Regions from separate parts of the Homo sapiens genome. Here region 1 is linked to region 2. The links are chromatin loops, found by intact Hi-C in ENCODE. Cell type or tissue: endothelial cell of umbilical vein. All regions are shown on one strand. Links, peaks and the distances in the headings refer to the core of each region. The heading gives the core; the rest is flanking DNA.

What was found. Peaks named below come from ENCODE experiments on the same cell type or tissue, not always from the same donor. Only the 100,000 strongest peaks of a DNase experiment are listed, where the experiment ranks them.
Region 1: a loop joins it to region 2, with 8 times the contacts of the local background. A loop is called at or near these places in 12 of 110 quality-filtered maps.

Annotation. Positions count from the first base shown.
Region 1 is chr2:120,718,854-120,727,186 of GRCh38, forward strand. LOC124906073 (a long non-coding RNA gene) reads left to right here and starts at 4,166. Exons shown (of 3, transcript XR_007087219.1): 1 at 4,166-4,392; 2 at 5,355-5,527. In endothelial cell of umbilical vein, for the core only: no CTCF peak of the experiment used is centred there; a DNase peak (open chromatin) is centred at 4,018; H3K27ac peaks cover 1,044 bases; H3K27me3 peaks cover 276 bases.
Region 2 is chr2:120,910,122-120,918,454 of GRCh38, forward strand. The region is part of intron 2 of GLI2 (GLI family zinc finger 2); the gene reads left to right. Among named protein-coding and RNA genes, the nearest start is that of GLI2, 180 kb to the left of the region's middle. RefSeq lists enhancers at 1,187-2,130, 4,422-5,195, 5,196-5,969. In endothelial cell of umbilical vein, for the core only: no CTCF peak of the experiment used is centred there; a DNase peak (open chromatin) is centred at 5,220; H3K27ac peaks cover 230 bases; H3K27me3 peaks cover 4,629 bases.

The sequences.
Region 1 (8,333 bases), core at 61-8,060, 190 kb before region 2:
TAAAATGGCTACCTACTATTCTGTTGTGCAGATGGCTATACTCTAGCTGACTGAATGACTCTCCTGTGGTGGGACCCTTAGGTCTTGCTCTGTTGCCCAGGCTGGAGTGCAGTGGCATGCTCATGGCTCACTCCAGCCTCAAACTCCTGGGTTCAAGCAATCCTCTTGCCTCAGCCCCCTGAGTAGCTGGGACTACAGCTGCATGCCACCACACCTGGCTGATTTTTGCATTCTTTGTAGAGACAGGGTCTCACCATGTTGCCCAGGCTGGTCTTGAACTCCTGGCCTCAAGCAATCCTCCCACCTCAGCCTCCCAAAGTGCTGGGATCACAGGTGTGAGCCGCTGCACCCAGCTGTAAATGATACTTTGATGGACATATTCTTCGTAAAACATTCCCTGGTTTAGGATGCATTTCTTGGAGGTAGGATTGTTGGACCTAAGAGTACGACCCATTTTAAAGTTCTTGTGACTTACTCATCCCAGGTCTTCTGGAACAGTTCCATTTGCAAATGTTCTCCTGGCATCATCCTTCATGCCGTGTCCCAATTTGGGTGATATATCATATGGTCCCCCCACCACAGGCTGCTCTGGAGATTCAAAGGGCCCCTCTCCTCTGTGCCACCGCATTCCAGGATGGGTCTGGAAGGCTCTGGTCACACTTCTAAGACTGCTGGCTGACCCGATATAATGTCTAAACAGCAGGCACTTTGCCAGGCCGATAGCTGGTTGCCCATGAGAGCAGAAGTTGCACCTCAGCCTGCCCACAGCCCCTGCCAAGGCCCAGCTTCTTCATGTATCCCACCAACCTCCAGAGGGCCTCCGTGGGGTGCCAGCACCCACCCTGGTGCTGGGATACAGTGGTGAGCAGCCCAGGGAAGGCACACCGTGGGGGGGCTCAGGAAACCTCATGGCGTGAGTGAATGAAGCAACACGACCACAGGGTGTATGAAGGGAGCCCAGGGTCCTGTTCACGCCCCCATGGAGTTAAGAAGACCCTGATTACAAAGGGCTCCTGGTGGGATGTCAGAGACAGGCTCTAGACGCGGCTCCCAGGTCATGGAGGCATCCGTCTTTTCCAGAACTAGGCAAAAGAGACATGTGAAATGCAAAGACGCGGAAAGAATAGAAGGTTGTCTCAGTTACTTAAAAACTGCAGACCAAGGCAAGAGACCCAGCTCTGCCACATCAGCGAGGAGGTTCTGTAGGGACCAGTTAACAAGAGCAATGAGACTTGCTGACTCTGTCCAAGGAAAATAGTTTTTAATCCAAAAAGTTGAAAATTTCTTTCACATACTTTAGCAGTGTCCTCTGATGTCTTGAAATTTACAATAAAAGCCCCCCCAGTCACTTTTGGCACTTTGGAAATGGGAGCCTGAGAGAAGTAGAGTCCAGGCCTGGCCACGTCCTTAGGGCCAGAAAGGGACGGTTCCAAAGGGCACGTGGAGTACTGACTCTGTACAGTGCATAGCAGCCCTCCAAGTGCGTCCTGCTGGTCCCAGGAGGAGCCCCATGCCAGGCGAGGGCTGGGCAAGGCACTGGCTGAGTAGCTTTGCAGGTAGGCATTCTGGCTCTTTCTACAGGGGCGGGCACTTTTCAGGGCCAGCTGGGCGGTGCTATGCCAAGAGGCAGGCCTGGGGTGACCAGAGCTTTTGAGTTTTTCAGGGGAATAAAGAAATCTGTGTATGTGTTTATTCCTGGTTTTTGAATGTTGTCAAGAAATTAAAAATAGAAGCCAGGCAAGGTGATGTGTGCCTGTAGTCCCAATTACTAGAGAGGTGGGAGGATTGCTTGAGTCCAGGAGTTTGAGGCTGTAGTGAGCTGTGATGATGCCTGCATGCCAGCCTGGGTGACAGAGCAAGACTCTATCTCTAAGAAAGTTTTTTTTAATAAAATACAATTATTCAGTGTTATTCAGGCCAACCAAAACACATCTGTGGGCCAGATTCAGGCTTCAGACAGCCAGCAGCCCGTGAATTGTCCCACCCAACTTGTGGTGTTACGGATGAGGACACCGAGGCCCTGAGGGTGGGGACACATCATCGGAGTGCACAGTGAATTAGCATCAGAGCTCTGGTGAGCCTAGCCCAGGGCTCGCACCCCACTGCCATCTGTCCCTATCAGAGGCACCAAGAGGAGGAGAGGTGGAGCCTGGATGCACCATGTGAAGAGAGACAGGCAGGGGTCTGCAGGGCCTGTCCAACTCTCTGCACAAGGTAGGTCCCTCTCCCTCTGGTTTTTCTGATGAAGAGCTTCAGGTTTGAGTGGGTGAAGTGACCAGATGCTGGTAACCAAAGTGGCCTGCTCAAGATCACTTGTCGGTCTTTCTGTTCCAGTTCGTTCCACTGCTGGCCATGGCTCAGAGTTCCGAGCCATTCTCTTCCAATCAGTGTCAGGGCACTTCCAGTTTGTTACCCTCCTCTTGGAATGCAGCCCTTCCCTGAACACAAGGCCCTGGGGTTGGTCTGATGGGCAGAGAGGAGCAGGCACTTACTCCCCTGGGTTGGGCCTCTGTTTCCCTAGAGAGAGCACACAAACCACAGGTGGCAGGGGAGACGACCTGTAGGTGTCCACAGACAAATGCTTTAAAAGCAGTAGTTTGGCCCTTGGATGTCTGCATGCCTCCTATTTATGGCAAGCATTCTGGCCTTACCTAGAGTTTCCTTTACAAGGAATTGAGTTGACCTAAAGGTTACGAGGAGGCTGGGCTTGGTGGCTCACATCTGTAGTCCCAGCACTTTGGGAGGCTGAGGCGGGCAGATCACTTGAGGTCAGGAGTTCGAGACCAGCCTGGCCAACATGGTGAAATCCCATTTCTACTAAAAATACAAAAATTAGCCTGTGGGCACCTGTAATCTCAGCTACTCAGGAGGTTGAGGCAGGAGACTCTCTTGAACCTGGGAGGCAGAGGTTGCAGTGAGCCGAGATAGTGCCATTGCACTCCAGCCTGGGTGACAAGAGCGAAACTCCGTCTCAAAAATCAAATAAAGTAAATAAATAAATAAATGAATAAACAAAGGTTACCAAGAGCACAGGTGGTCTGCAGTCACGGCAAGCATCATGGAGGTGGCCCACGAAAACATGTTTGGGACGCTGCTCTAAAGTGCAGCCCACCAGCTTTCGTGACAGTGTTTAAAAGTCTGGGTTGAACTGAGGACACTCGGTTTTTTCTCCCCCGACCTGCTACCTGCACAAGCATGGTGTTTAGCCAGAGCTCTCCATTCTTTCCTTATAGAGTGGGTTGCGTGAGGCTCAGAATTTTAGATTTTATTTTGCCAGTTTCTTCTCATTCTTCTAGGGTGATGGGTCTTTATCTTTGCAAATCTTGATTCTACATCCCAAGAATTAAATTCCAGCTTTGTGTCATCCCCATGTATGATCAGCAGCCTTGCTCTGTCTTCATGTAAGTCACTAGCAAAACTGCAGAACAGGGCAGGGCTGAGCAGTCAGGTGACACTCCTGCCTGGCTCCCCGGGGCAGCAATTCCTTGCCCAGACCTCACCCACCTACAGTTGTTGGACTATCTCCAGCTACAAATCCACCAACCGTGTCTCTCCTGCTCCTGCCCGCCCCCCGGGTGAGGGGCTCTGGGTGGGGCTCATACACCATCCGCCATCCGGGACTCGCGTCAGGATCTACCATCAAGCAATCTGGTTATCTGTTCTCAGTCTGCATCTTTGCCTCGTTTGAAGAAGCAGAGAGCATTTCTCCCAGACATTTATTCCATCTTCTGGCCCCTCTCCCAGGCTTCGCACTTCCTAGAGAGTTGTAGGGAGCAATTCTGCATCCCTGCCCACAAGTTTTCATGGTACTCTGGACTGTGATTTATCCGGATGTGAGGAAAAGATATTATTCATCTTGGCTCAATTCTCTGATGACCTTCTCAGCCACGATGAGGCCACTTTCCTCTTACTCCTATTTGTTCAGTCCCCTTGGTGCTGAAGATCATTAGTATTGTTTAGAATGGTGCGACGTCAGAATCGGGTGATTCTCTCTTTCCTCAATGTCTGGCTTAACATTCCTCAGGGAGAACCCACTGGGGGTCATCCAGGAAATGACACAACAAAGATAAACGAGACAATGTTCCTGCCCTTGGGAACCACTGGCCCCAGCACTGCCTCTGTCCCTCTGAACATGCTATAAAAAGATACTGTTCCCTGTCTTTGGAATTTCAAACTGTGGTCATGCCTGTGTATCCAATACTCCTAACAGCCAGGCTGTGAGGAAATGAAGGTTTCTAGACTGGAGTCAGGCGAGATGTAGCAGGGCTGGATGTGTTAAACAAAGCACCGAAGGAAGTGGAAAGCTGCAGTGCCCTGCAGTCAGGACTGAGGGGCTGGTCAGAGTGGAATACCTGTTTACTCACTCAGCTTGCACGGAGAACCTTCTGAGGGGTAAGCACTGTCCTCTAAGCTAGAGACCTCAGCAGAGCTCTTAACAGGATCTTGCTTTCAGAGAGCAAGTGAAGGCAGCACGGTAGGGGTGGGACCTCCACAGGTCAACAACACATTGTCACAGCTGCTGCAAACTCCCTAAAGAGACAGAGTGAGGGACTGCCTCACTTTGTCTGGAGGAGTCAGGGAAAGCATCCCAGAAGAGATGAACATTGAGCAGGGTTTTGAAGACTGCATAGGAACTCTCCAGTAGAAAAGAGGGTGAAGGGCCTTTCAGAGAGAGGCAGCACCAGTTCAAAGGTGTGGGGACAGGGGAATCACAGTGTGCTACATGAGACAGCAGCACAGGACCCCATCCTGAAGTCCCTTGCATGCCTTCTAAAGAATTTAGAACTCCTTATTATATATTATATATAATTATGTAATTATATATATTATATATTATATAATTATATATATAATATATATAATTATATATATATTATATAATTATATATATAATTATATATATATTATATATATATTATATAATATATATAATTATATATAATTATATATATATTTATAATTATATATATAATATATATATAATTATATATATATTATATATTATTATATATTAATCCGGAACTCCTTTTTTAAAATCTGACTCACCCATTTTCATTATTTATTTATTTATATATATTTTTGGAATTAAAAAAAACTTTTATTATTGAAAATTTCAAACAGGTCAGGCACAATACACTGCATGAACCCATCACTCTGAATCAATCATCAACTCATGGCTGATCTTATTTTATCTGTATCTCCACCACTCACTCCATCCAAGATCATCTGGAAGCCAATCCCAGACATTATATAATTTCACTCATAAATATTTCAATATGTATGGCTAGAAGATAAGGACTCTTAAAAAAAAACCACCCAAATATATGACTGTCTTTGTTTTTATGTTGCTGTAGAAGAAAACCTGAGGCTGGGTAATTTACAAGGAAAAGAAGTTCATTTGGCTCATGGTTCTGCAGGCTGTACAAGAAGCATGGCACCAGCATCTGCATCTGGTGAGGGCCTCAAGCTGCTTCCATTTATGGTGGAAGGGAAGATGAGCCAGCGTGGACAGAGATCCCATCCCATGGTGAGAGAGGAAGCAAGAGAGAGATGGGGAAGGTGCCAGGCTCTTGGGAACTAACAGACAACACAGTCATTATCTTCAGGAGGGTTCCAAGCCATTCACAAGGGATCCACCCCCATGACACCCAAACACCTCACACTAGGCCTCACCTCCAACACTGAGGAATGAACTTTTTTCTTTTCTTTTCCTTTCTCTTTCTCTCTTTCTTTCTGTTTTTAATTTTTCCACTGACTTTGTTTTTCCATGGGGATCGAGTTTCAACATGAGAGTTGGAGGGTCAGATATCCACACCATAGCAATGGCAACATCTAAAGAATCAACAATAATTCTTTATTGTCAACAACCCTCCAGTCAGCGAACAAATTGCCCTATTGCCTTATACTTTTTTTTTCTTCAGTTCATTTAGTTTAAATGAGATTCATCAATGCAATTGGTTGTTATGTCTTTTAAATCTCTAAATTTTTAGCTTTGCCTCCAACTGCTTTTTATGCCCTTGAAATTTATTTATTGAGGAGACTGTACTGTGTCTCTGTGGTAGTGTTTAACACGTTCTTCTATCCCCTAAACTTCTACTAAACTGCAGTTAGATTAAAAGTCTCCACAGGATGACCAGAAACAAGTTTGCTTTTTTTTCAACAAGAATACTTCATAGGTGTGCCGTCTCCTTCCATCAGGAGATTCACAGGTCCCTGTTTGGGGGGTACTGGCAGCCCAGATCCATCAAGCCATTAGGAGTTGCAAAATGTCTGATCCTGTCATTCCCTCCTCATTTATTAACTAGAATACTTCTTCTAAAAGAAGAAACTTACCTTTATTAACTATTTGGTTACTCTGAGGTACAGTTAGTATAGGAAAATCAAGACAAACATTTGATTTTTCCACTTTATTTCTTACTTATCAAATCATGATAGCATCCTCTAAGACAACATTATGCAACAGAAATATAATGCCAGCCACATACGTAATTTAAAATTTTCTAGTTGCCTTATGAGAAAATGAAAAACAGCTGAAATTAATTTTAATGATATATTTTTAACCCAGTATTTCCAAAGTACTATCATTCTAACATGTAGTCAACATTAAAAAAATGCAATTTTCCATCTTTTTTTTTTGTATTCAACCTTCAAAATCCAGTGTGTATTTTACACTCAATTCAGATCTTAAATGTTCATCAGAAATAGTTGACTTGCATTCAGATTTCACAAAATTTATAGTGGAAAATGTAAAGTCACATACCCAGGTTGTTCCAAACACACTTAAAAGATTTTCTTTTACATCTAAAATTTTAAATATGGTTCTTCAGCTGGGCTAGCCACATTTGAAGGGCTCCGTAGTCATGCATGGCTAGTGGGTAATGAAAAGCACAGGTCCAAGGAAACCACTGAGATGAACTTTTTTCCAAGTGGCTTTCTATGTGCATGGATCTAAAGATATGTGATGTGTACAATCCATTGGCAAACTCACGTGTCCCACATTTGGTCAGGGAAGCCTTTTTAATTGGCCCTGAGTCCTCTGACACAACTCTAGTTGTCTTTGATAGCTGCCTTCCTTTCTGGTATGACAATATCAGGTTTTGTCTTAGTCACCTCGGGCTGCTGTAACAAAAAACCACAGGATGGTGGCTTAAACAACAGAAATTTATTTCTCACCATTCTAGAGGCTGGGAAGTGCAAGATCCAGGTACTAGCAGATGTGGTTCCTGCTGAGGTCCCCTCCCTGGCTTGTACACAGCTGCCTTCTTGCTGTGTGCACACATGGACTTTCCTTGGTGCTTATGCATGGAGAGAGATGGAGAGGGGGAGCAGGGAGAGAGAGAGGGAGAGAGAAAATCTCTTGGTTTTCTAGTAAGGGCACTAATCCCATCGTGAATCCCTCATCTAAACCCAATTACCTCTCAAAAGCTCCATTACCAAATACTGTCACATTGGTAATGGACACAGACATGGGTACATAGCAGGCTCCTCTTGGGCATTTTCTTCCCAAACCTAGAATCAATCATTTCTCCAAGGAGTTCTGGTTCTTTATAGTGAGAAATGGTATTTAGAAACCAAATCTAGACTCTCAGGGTGCTCACTGCTATTGGGTTGATCATTGTTTTTAAGACTTTTCAGTGGACAGGGCTAAGAAACATAATTTTAAAAAAAGATAAAATACTCATGAGTTCATAATGATGTTTCCAATTCAAATTTAGAACCATAGAGTTTAACTTTATTAATTTTACTTCTCTTTCTCCTCTCTCCCATGCTGAACAATTCTAATTATCCATCATACTAACATAATTACTAATTTGCATGATTTCATACTATATATTCATTATCTGAGAACAATATCAACACTCTACCAACAATATAATTACTGAAAACAGTTTGTTTTCCACATAACCAGTTCCTTTTGTCCTAAAAGCATATCCACAGTCATGTGCAGTCAAATTAGTACGTTTGATAGTCACATAGAATTTTTGTCCCTTTGTATCTACTAACTAGACACATATTTATGCTCATTTGTTTCATTTTACTTTCACTTTTGGGGATTACTTTTTAAAAAATAATTACATTATTTTTATAAAATAAAAAAATATATCCTTTATACTACAAAAAATAAAATTTTAATATTATAATCATGTAAATTCTTTTCATGTTTCTGAAGTCAAGTCTAAAAACCCAAGATATATTCAAAGAAGTCTAGCTTCCATTTCTGTTCCTTCCATTTTATTCCCTCACTGCCCCCATAGATAATTTTAAAACATTCTATGGTTTATCTACTTAAGAATATAAACAAATCCTGTGTGTATAAACAGTAGTATATGGCC
Region 2 (8,333 bases), core at 265-8,264:
GTCATGTCCCAACCTTGATCCCCCTGGGGCATCTGGTCCACCCCTGCCCATGAGGCCTATGTCCATCCCACAACTTATAATGCTAACAAGCCGTTTGGGGCCTCCCGGTGGTCAGCAGGCCTGAGCCAGGGGTGACAGCAGGGCCCTCAGCCACCTGGTCCCTTGGCACGGTCTGTCAGGGCTTCTTGCCTAATCAAGGGATGCATTTTAATTTATGCAAATGGGGGAGGGATGGTGGCAGGGAGTCACAGACATCCATCACCCCATTTCCTAGCAGCAGTCATTCATCAGTGGGGCCTTAAAGATAATACACTTTTTGTTTCAGGCAATTACTTAATCTTGACAAACTCCTGTGTTAAGCAGGGCTATTAGCGGGGTCCATCATTAATCAGCGCAGAACCAAGTGGGTGCTTTTTCTGAACTGCAATCACTCTTGGGGACCCGGGGTGGGCCCTTTGCCATCCTCGCCGCCCTAATTACACAAGCAGCATGCTAACAACCAGCATCCCACACGTGTTGCAGGGGCGCCAAGCCACGGGCAGAAGAGGGGCCCATTTTTAACGCCAGTCAGAATGTTTTCGGAGCCAGGCAGAATGATACATGGGGGTTATTAGCAGCCACCAGGAACACAGCTGGGGAAACAGATAACTCCCCTCCCCTGGGTCCCTCCCGGACTTGCCTCTGACTTCGCTGGGTACCTGGGCAGCACTTAGATGCCGCTGCATGGCAGACCCATTCTGTTTTAAGGGGTTACATTTCCTTTTGGAAAGACCACGAATGAAGTGAAAATACCAAGGCTGGCCTTGTGTTTCCTGGAGTTTGTTGGTGCTCCACCTCCTTACCAGGGCCTGGGTCACAGAGTACTGCTCCCTCCTCCATCACACACCTGTGACCCTTATTACACCAATGCCTGGCCCAGGCTGCCCTGAGGGGGAGTGGGCACCCAGGAGAACAGGGGATGAGTCGGGCAAAGACTGGGACCTGGGCCTTCCCCCGGCCTCATTTCTTCTTCCTGGTCCAAGAAGAGCTCATACCGCCCTACCCTACCCCACCCATGTCTGGAATTTCAGAGAAATGGGCATGAGGTCTGGCTGTGACACAGATTAGCCATTTGACTGAACCAGGGCAAGTTACTGAACGCTCCTGTGCCTCAGTTTCCTCATCTCTAAAGTGGAGATAATAGTAACAATACCTTCATCAATTGCTATGAGGATGAAATGAGTTAACAAATGCAACATGCTCAGGAAGGCTCCAGTGTGAAGGAAGCCCTGTGCACTGGCTGTTAGAACCACTGCGGTTTCCAGTCTCCAAGGAAGGGCCAGTGCGTGGCTGACTCCTAGAAACTGCTCTGTCTCCTACTGCGGCCCCGAGCAGCATGGCTTTCTCTCCTCGGTCCTAAATTAATTTAGACTGACAGTCGGTAGCTACTGGCCACCCTTGTTATCCTCGGGTTCTGTTTTCCAATAGTGGGAGGATTCACTCATTCATGTATTCATTCATTCACTCACTGGGCACATACTCCTCACCTCCTCCATGCCACTCGCTGGGCTGGTCGTTGACTCAGAGGAAATGGTGTGGAGGGAGTATCGTCTGCCTGCGGTGGAGGGGGGTGGCAGAAGAAAGGTCCAGGAAGCTTCCTGGAGGCAGGCTCGTGTGGACTGGGGTTGCTGAGGGCAGGCTGAGTTGGCATGATGAGGATGAGGGGGTGTGGTGGGGAGGGGCTTTCTAGGCAGGGTGGAGCCTAGGAGGCATGGGGTCTGCAAGGCTGTCATTTGACCCTGGGGCTGGGAGAGTCTGTGGGGCAGGATCTGGAGGTCCTGAGTGCCAGGCTGGGGCTCTTGACTCCATTCTGCTGGCAATGGCAGGACCTGGGGACCACCTGTCAGTCACTCAGACCCTCCTCCTGGTCCCCCTACTGAGGTGTGACTGGACCCACAAAGCAGGGCCTTTGCCCACAAACGCCTCGGATGAGAGTGCACAGGCCAGGCTGCTCTTGGGTTTGTGGAAGGGCAGCTCTGGTTTCTCCGGCCCCGAAACACATTGTATTTGGGAGTTTTCCCCTAGATCTTAAACCCTGTTTATTTAAAAAGAAGTAGACTCTGTCTGCTTTTAATTCACATGCTTAGCTCATCAAAATATTGTTTTGCAAGAGGTTTTTTTTTTTTTTTTTGATGTCAGGAAGGCTTTGGCATGTTTTCCTCCTCCCTTTCTTCTACAGTCTTATTCTAGGAAATAAGATTCTGGGCACCGCTCAGGGCTGGAGGGTTGGGTCATGAGACCACATATTCTGTGTCTCAGTTTCTGAACCAACAAAATAGGGGAGCAGGCTCTTCCCACGGATTCATGGACTGGCCTCCAGTCCTGCTGGTGGACACCGTATCCCAGCAAAGAGAAATACTGTTTCCATGCGCCACAGTGGTCGTTGGTGGGGAGAGTGGGGAGGGTGGTGGGAATGGCATGTGCTCCAACCATCATTCAGTTAACTGGGTCCAGAATCACACGGGCAGGGAGCCAGGCGTCCGAAAGTGTAACACGGCTTGCCCGGTGTTTCTCCACGGTCCTGCCGCACTGCCCCTCATGACCCCGGCATGGGCTTTGCTTTCTGCGGACCCTCTTATTTGTCGAAGATCTCGGGAGTCCACACACCCACTCCCGTGTCTGGGAACACTCCAAGCTTATCAAGAACGCAGCGGGCAGCAATCCAGGGCAGAACAAGGGAGGTGCTGTCGACCAGCTCTGCGCGGAGAGGTCAAGGGTGTGGAAGGGTGGGGAGAGAGGCACAGGCTGACTTAATCCCTTGGGCGGGGCACCGGCCTCACCCACAGAATCGCAAGTAACCCTCCTACGATTCTGGGAACGTTTGTGAGTTAAATGAATGGAAGGGAGGGAGGAAAGGAGGGAAGAAAAATAACTGTGTTTTCATCAGTAAATGTAAGCGACCAAATAGAAGTCTGTAGGAAGCTAAGATTCAAAGGTGAGGAAGGACTGAGGTTTGGGGAGAATTCTCATCACCATATTTTGTGTATTGATGGGACTTTTACTAAGCTAGACTAGAATTCTGAAGCAGTGGAAAGTCAATAATGATAACGAGTTAGGCCTGAGCTGTTCAGTAGGGTAGCCGCGAGCTGTGTGTGGCTGAGTGCTTGCAATGTGGCTATCCTAATTGAGATGTGCTGTGAGTGCAAGATAGGTACCAGGTTTTGAAGACGTAGTAGGAATAAAAGCATGTAACACATCTCATTAACAATTTTTTTACTGGTTCCATGTTGAAGTGATAGTATTTTTGACGTACTGGTTCAATTAAATTGTGTTATTAAAATAATCACCTGTTTCTTTTTAGTTTTTTTTAAATGTGGCTCCTAGAAAATTTACAATAACATATGTGGCCCACATTGTATTTCTGTTGGCCAGGGCTGCATTGGATGAGTGGACACCTAGGGAAGATTCTAGTCCAAGGTAGAGAGAATTGTAAAGGATCCCTTTGAGTAACATAATTATTGGGACTGACAAGAGGCTCCCAGAAAGTGGCCCTTACGGGACCTGCTTGGATGAAAGAATGGAGAGCATTTTGTCATTCCCCTGTTGATTGCAGAAAGACAGTAAGTCCAGCCCCAGTGCTCGTTTGCTTGTCCAGGTGGCTGATTCCGCTGCCCGGTTTTAAAGGTCATTGATTGTCTGTGGCAGGCCCTGCCTCAGAATGCAGCCTGGAATAAAGAGGTGCCTTGGCTCAGCCTGGGAAACCATCACCAGGGCCTGGTGGAGACCAAATGTGGTGGCCTTACTGTCGTCTCAAGAGCTATGGCAGAGTGCAAAGCTGGGACTTGATGCTCTCGGCAGGACGCAAGGCAGGACCTATAAGCCAGATCAAGAAACCTCTTGTTGGGCTCTGCAGGGAAGGGGCTGGATGCTAGTTAAGTACACAGAATGGCAAGTGACACCTTCACGACCCGTGGGGACCAGACAGAGGAATGGCATGGTCATCCTCCTGAAAGGGAGAATCACCTGCGACAAGTGGGCTTCTTGCCGGGGACCAGTCAGCATTGCAATAGCTAGCCGACAAGGTCCCTGCCAGCTGACGGGGTCGCCAGTGTATACTGTCAAATGAGTATGTCAAGGGGCAGCAAGATTTTAGGGGAAAGCCTGAATCCATCCCAGGCCACCTGGCCTAGCCCTGGCCTGTGACAGGTGGAAGGAGCACTAGGGCCTGGGCACCGTCTCCTCCAGCTCCTGGGCTGGATTCCTGCTTTCTGCATTGGATTCTGCAAGGTGCCAGGGTCCCTGGGAGCCATGGTCCTCTGGGCTTCAAATCTATTGCATTTTGCAGTGGGGAGGCTGCACACTACTTTTTTAGAAACCTTCTGTGACCAAGACAGAGTTTTCAACCTTAAGCAAGCTTGACCAGCCCTATTGTTTCTTCCAGCCCTAAAATTCTCTAATGTGGGACTCTACATGTCTACCCAGACAGACAGGCAGCCCCTCCCATTCCTTGTGATGGCGGGGATCTCCCAGGTGTCCCTCTGGAGCTCACCCCAGTCTCCCACCCCTTGCTAAAGGGGCAGGAGCCCAGCAGAGGGGTCTGTAGGGATGGCCACACCGGCACCCTTCGGGGCCCTACTGCGTGCCTGGCCCTGCACTAGCTCTTCTCCACTTCACAGTCTCCCTCTGACATGGGTCCTGTCCCTATCCTCATTTTACAGATAAGGACACCGAGGCACAGGAAGGTTCGGTGAGTCAGCAATCAAGCCAGACTTGGCTGTGGCACTGGCGGCAGCCTCAGCTCTGTCCAACAGGACACTATGCCGCCTCTTGTGGCCTGTCTCCTGTCACTTCAAGGCCACTGTTGCAGGGAACAGATCCCATGACTGCCTGGCTCCCGAGCGGCCAGACCCAAATGGCACGGGGCTGGCCTCTCCCGTGGCGTTGGCTGGAGCACACTCCTCACCCTGGAATGTGCAGGTCCCTCTGCATCCCTACCTGCCCTCACCAGGAGACCAGTCTCAGAACTCTGTGCCTGGTGTGGAGTGGCTGTGCTGGCCCCAGCCCAGCACACTCTCTCTTTCGGCAGCTAATTTGTCAAGTAACACCTCAGCCTGGGGTGGGCAGTGTGCGTGGGCGGACCCAGCAGAGGCCACGGGTCCTGCTAGGCTGTGTCTGCAGGGCAGGCCTGATTGCGTGAGTGGCCTGGGCCTCAGCCAGCCGGACACCAGCCAGCTCGTGGTGTTGGAATTTCCTGTCTGATTTTAATTCCTCCCCCCACGTTTTTCCCCCAAGTGAGACAGAAGCACTTTTTAGTTGCACGTTGTGGAGTGGCCATTCAGGATATTATTCTTATTAAATGCTTCCTGTGGGGTGGTGGCTGGGCATCAGGAGGGCCTCTGGAATTCTCCTGTCCTGTGGCTTATTATTGAAAATCATGGTGCCATTTGCATAAGGCCCTGGGGAAGGAGGTTTTCCATGATTCGTGCTCTTTTGGTGCTTCCTACCTCTGATGCTTAGGCCAGTGACTTCGTCCTCATTTGCGAACGAACACCTGGTCACCTGGGCTCACGTGGCTGAAGGGCTGGCCTTTGAAAGTGTCAGGATCTCAGAACAGACCAAGGCTCCCTAGCAAGGGGAGAAAGTCCCTGGCAGCCTCTCCCAGCCCTGGTGTGCACTTTCATTCATGTACCATCGAAAAGCACAGACCCCTGGATGCCTTCCAAACCTGCATTCCCAGTGGCACCCAGACCCCTTGCAGCTGCTGCTCAGAAGCACTGGTAAATGGTCACCAGGATTCAAATGTCTCCCCCACTCCCGCCTCTCTGATCTTCTGTGTTGAGTTTCTCCAGTTAGTACAATGCCTAGTAGGCGCATGGACATGATAAATGATTTCCCCTTCCTTACTGTGCAACTGGGAACTATGGAGCCACAGCAAGTGTGGAAATGCCAAAGGGCCTGTGAGTCTCCCTCCCGGGGTGGTCCCTGGAGCAGCAGCATCTGCATCACTGGGAACCTGTTAGACATGCCCAGGCTCACTGAGGCAGGAGCTCTGGCAACAGGGCCCAGCAACAGCCTGAGAAACCCCGATATCAGGGCTTAGTGGGTGCTTCATCATGTACCTCTTACTATGTGTATTACATCATGTGTTCCTCTCGAGGACGCCAGCAAGAGATGTTCCTCATCCTGTATGTATAGGAGAGGCCACATGCTTTGCACCGGGGCTTACACTTCACTCGGTTCAGTGCCAGGGCACAATTGGGCATCCTGGGCTCACTGTCCGCACTGCCCTGAGCCTGAAGAGCCTGCCATCCTCCCCCTTCCTTCTGGCTCTGCCAGGTCTGGCCTCTTCCAATGAGCCTTCCTGGCTGCTCCAGACCTCATGGAAATCTTTTCCTGACTTTGAGGCCACTTGGGCAGTTTGTGCTGCGTGGGCCTCGCTGAATCCCGCAGGGTCAGGCTCTCCAGCTGTGGCAGTGGCTTACACAGCAGCGCCCCGGGGCACTCCCTGTGGGCAGGAATTATGCCTCTTGTTCTCTGTGGCCTCCAGAGCCCATGAGCAGCGTCCTCTTACATTGAGCGAGTAGGGGAAGCCTTGACCTGCAGCAGGGTGTGTGGTTGTGACTTCCAACTGTGGATGGAGAACTCTGCCCTGGGTGGTGAGCAGCTCCGCCGTGGATTCCAGAGACAGCTGTGGAGCCAGGCTTGATGGGGCCCAAAGCCTGTGTATGTCAAGGCCATATTAGTGGGACAATGTGTCTGAACTACATCGTATCCCTAGATCAGACCTGGATGGTTGAAGGAGGGAGCATCCAGCCTCTTCTTTGAAGCTGGTGTCGTCGTTTCTGGTATCTTCTGGGAAGCCTTTAGGTACAACTTCCCTGGGGATTGGGCCTGGGATCTCCACAGGAATAGGAGAGAGCAGAGTCTTGCTCCATGGGATTTGTGACAAGCCCAGAATAAATGGCCAGAAGCGACCTTAGCCATGCAAACAGCAAGCTGACATCCAGCATCATTGGTGTTGGGAGGGCGCTGGCCTTCTGGGGTTCATCACCAGAATGACGGTGCTGATCGCCATCCTTACCCATGAGGTTAACATTTTTCATTTCATAAGGTGTCTTCACATTCCTGTTTCATATAGGATTAAGTGGTTTAACTGATCAAATTGTACATTAAGCGTGGAATGGAAAGTAGCAATCACTCTCACTTTCTTTCTCTCTGTTGAGACTGGGGAGTCATTGACGACCATGTAGCCAGTGGTGCATCTGTTCTTGTTTGACAACTCAGACCTGGCCCAGGGCCCCGAGATGGCACATGTGTGCATTCAGGCCCCACTCTGTTCTCCTGAGCCTGTGCTTCCTGGCAGAGCCCAGAAGCAGCCTGAAGATGCAGTACCCTGCCCAGCCTTGCCCTCCTTGCAGCTTTGTCCAGGCCATCCATGCGCCCCCTTTCCTGGAGGGAAGTAGTACTGGGTTTGGTGTAAAATAATTGAATTGTAGAGGAGACCCCATCCTCTGCACTGCTGCTGCCTTGCAGCACACAGGAGGAGCCTTCATGAGATGTCATAGGCTGGGACCTGGTCACATCCCTTCTGCCTTGGGCTTCTCCTGCTGCTGACTTTCCCAAGAGGGGAGTTATTGCTGCAGCCATGGGATATGTGGCTGATGCAGACAAGGAGAGTGGGAGCCCTCCTTTTAAACGGAATTCACAATAGTGTTCACCTGAACTCCCAGACCACCTTGCAAGTTCCCTCCCCTGCTTATTTTCTGCGGGCAGCATGGACACAGACACTAGGGAAAGAATGGTGGGAACCACCAGAGCTTGTAGTAGCCAGCCTAAGCCTCCTGGGGATTGGTCATCTGGGAATAGGGGTGAGTGGCCAGCAGGGATTAATTTATAGAAGATCTTTCCTGCAAAGCCATGGCTTTCATCAGTTCCTGCATCCTCACTCTGTCAAGCAGTGAGTTTGCACAGAGTACACATCTGTGCATGGAGAACTCTGCCCTGGGTGGTGAGCAGCTCCGCCGTGGATTCCAGAGACAGCTGCAGAGCTGGGCTGGGTGGAGCCCAAACCCTGTGTATGTCAAGGCCATATGAGTGGGGTGATGTGTCTGAACTACATCGTATCCCTAGATCAGACCTGGATGGCTGAAGGAGGGAGCATCGGTGGATGCCTTATATGAGTTTCTATCTGATACATCTCAATGTCCCTTATACTGGGAATGGAGGAAAAGTTCTCTTCATTACCATAGCACCGGGACCCTTGTCACATCTGCTCAGAGATGGGGAAGGGCATTATGACTTATTAGGGGTTTCTACTCTATGGACACCATAAATATTCTTTTTTTTTTTTTTTT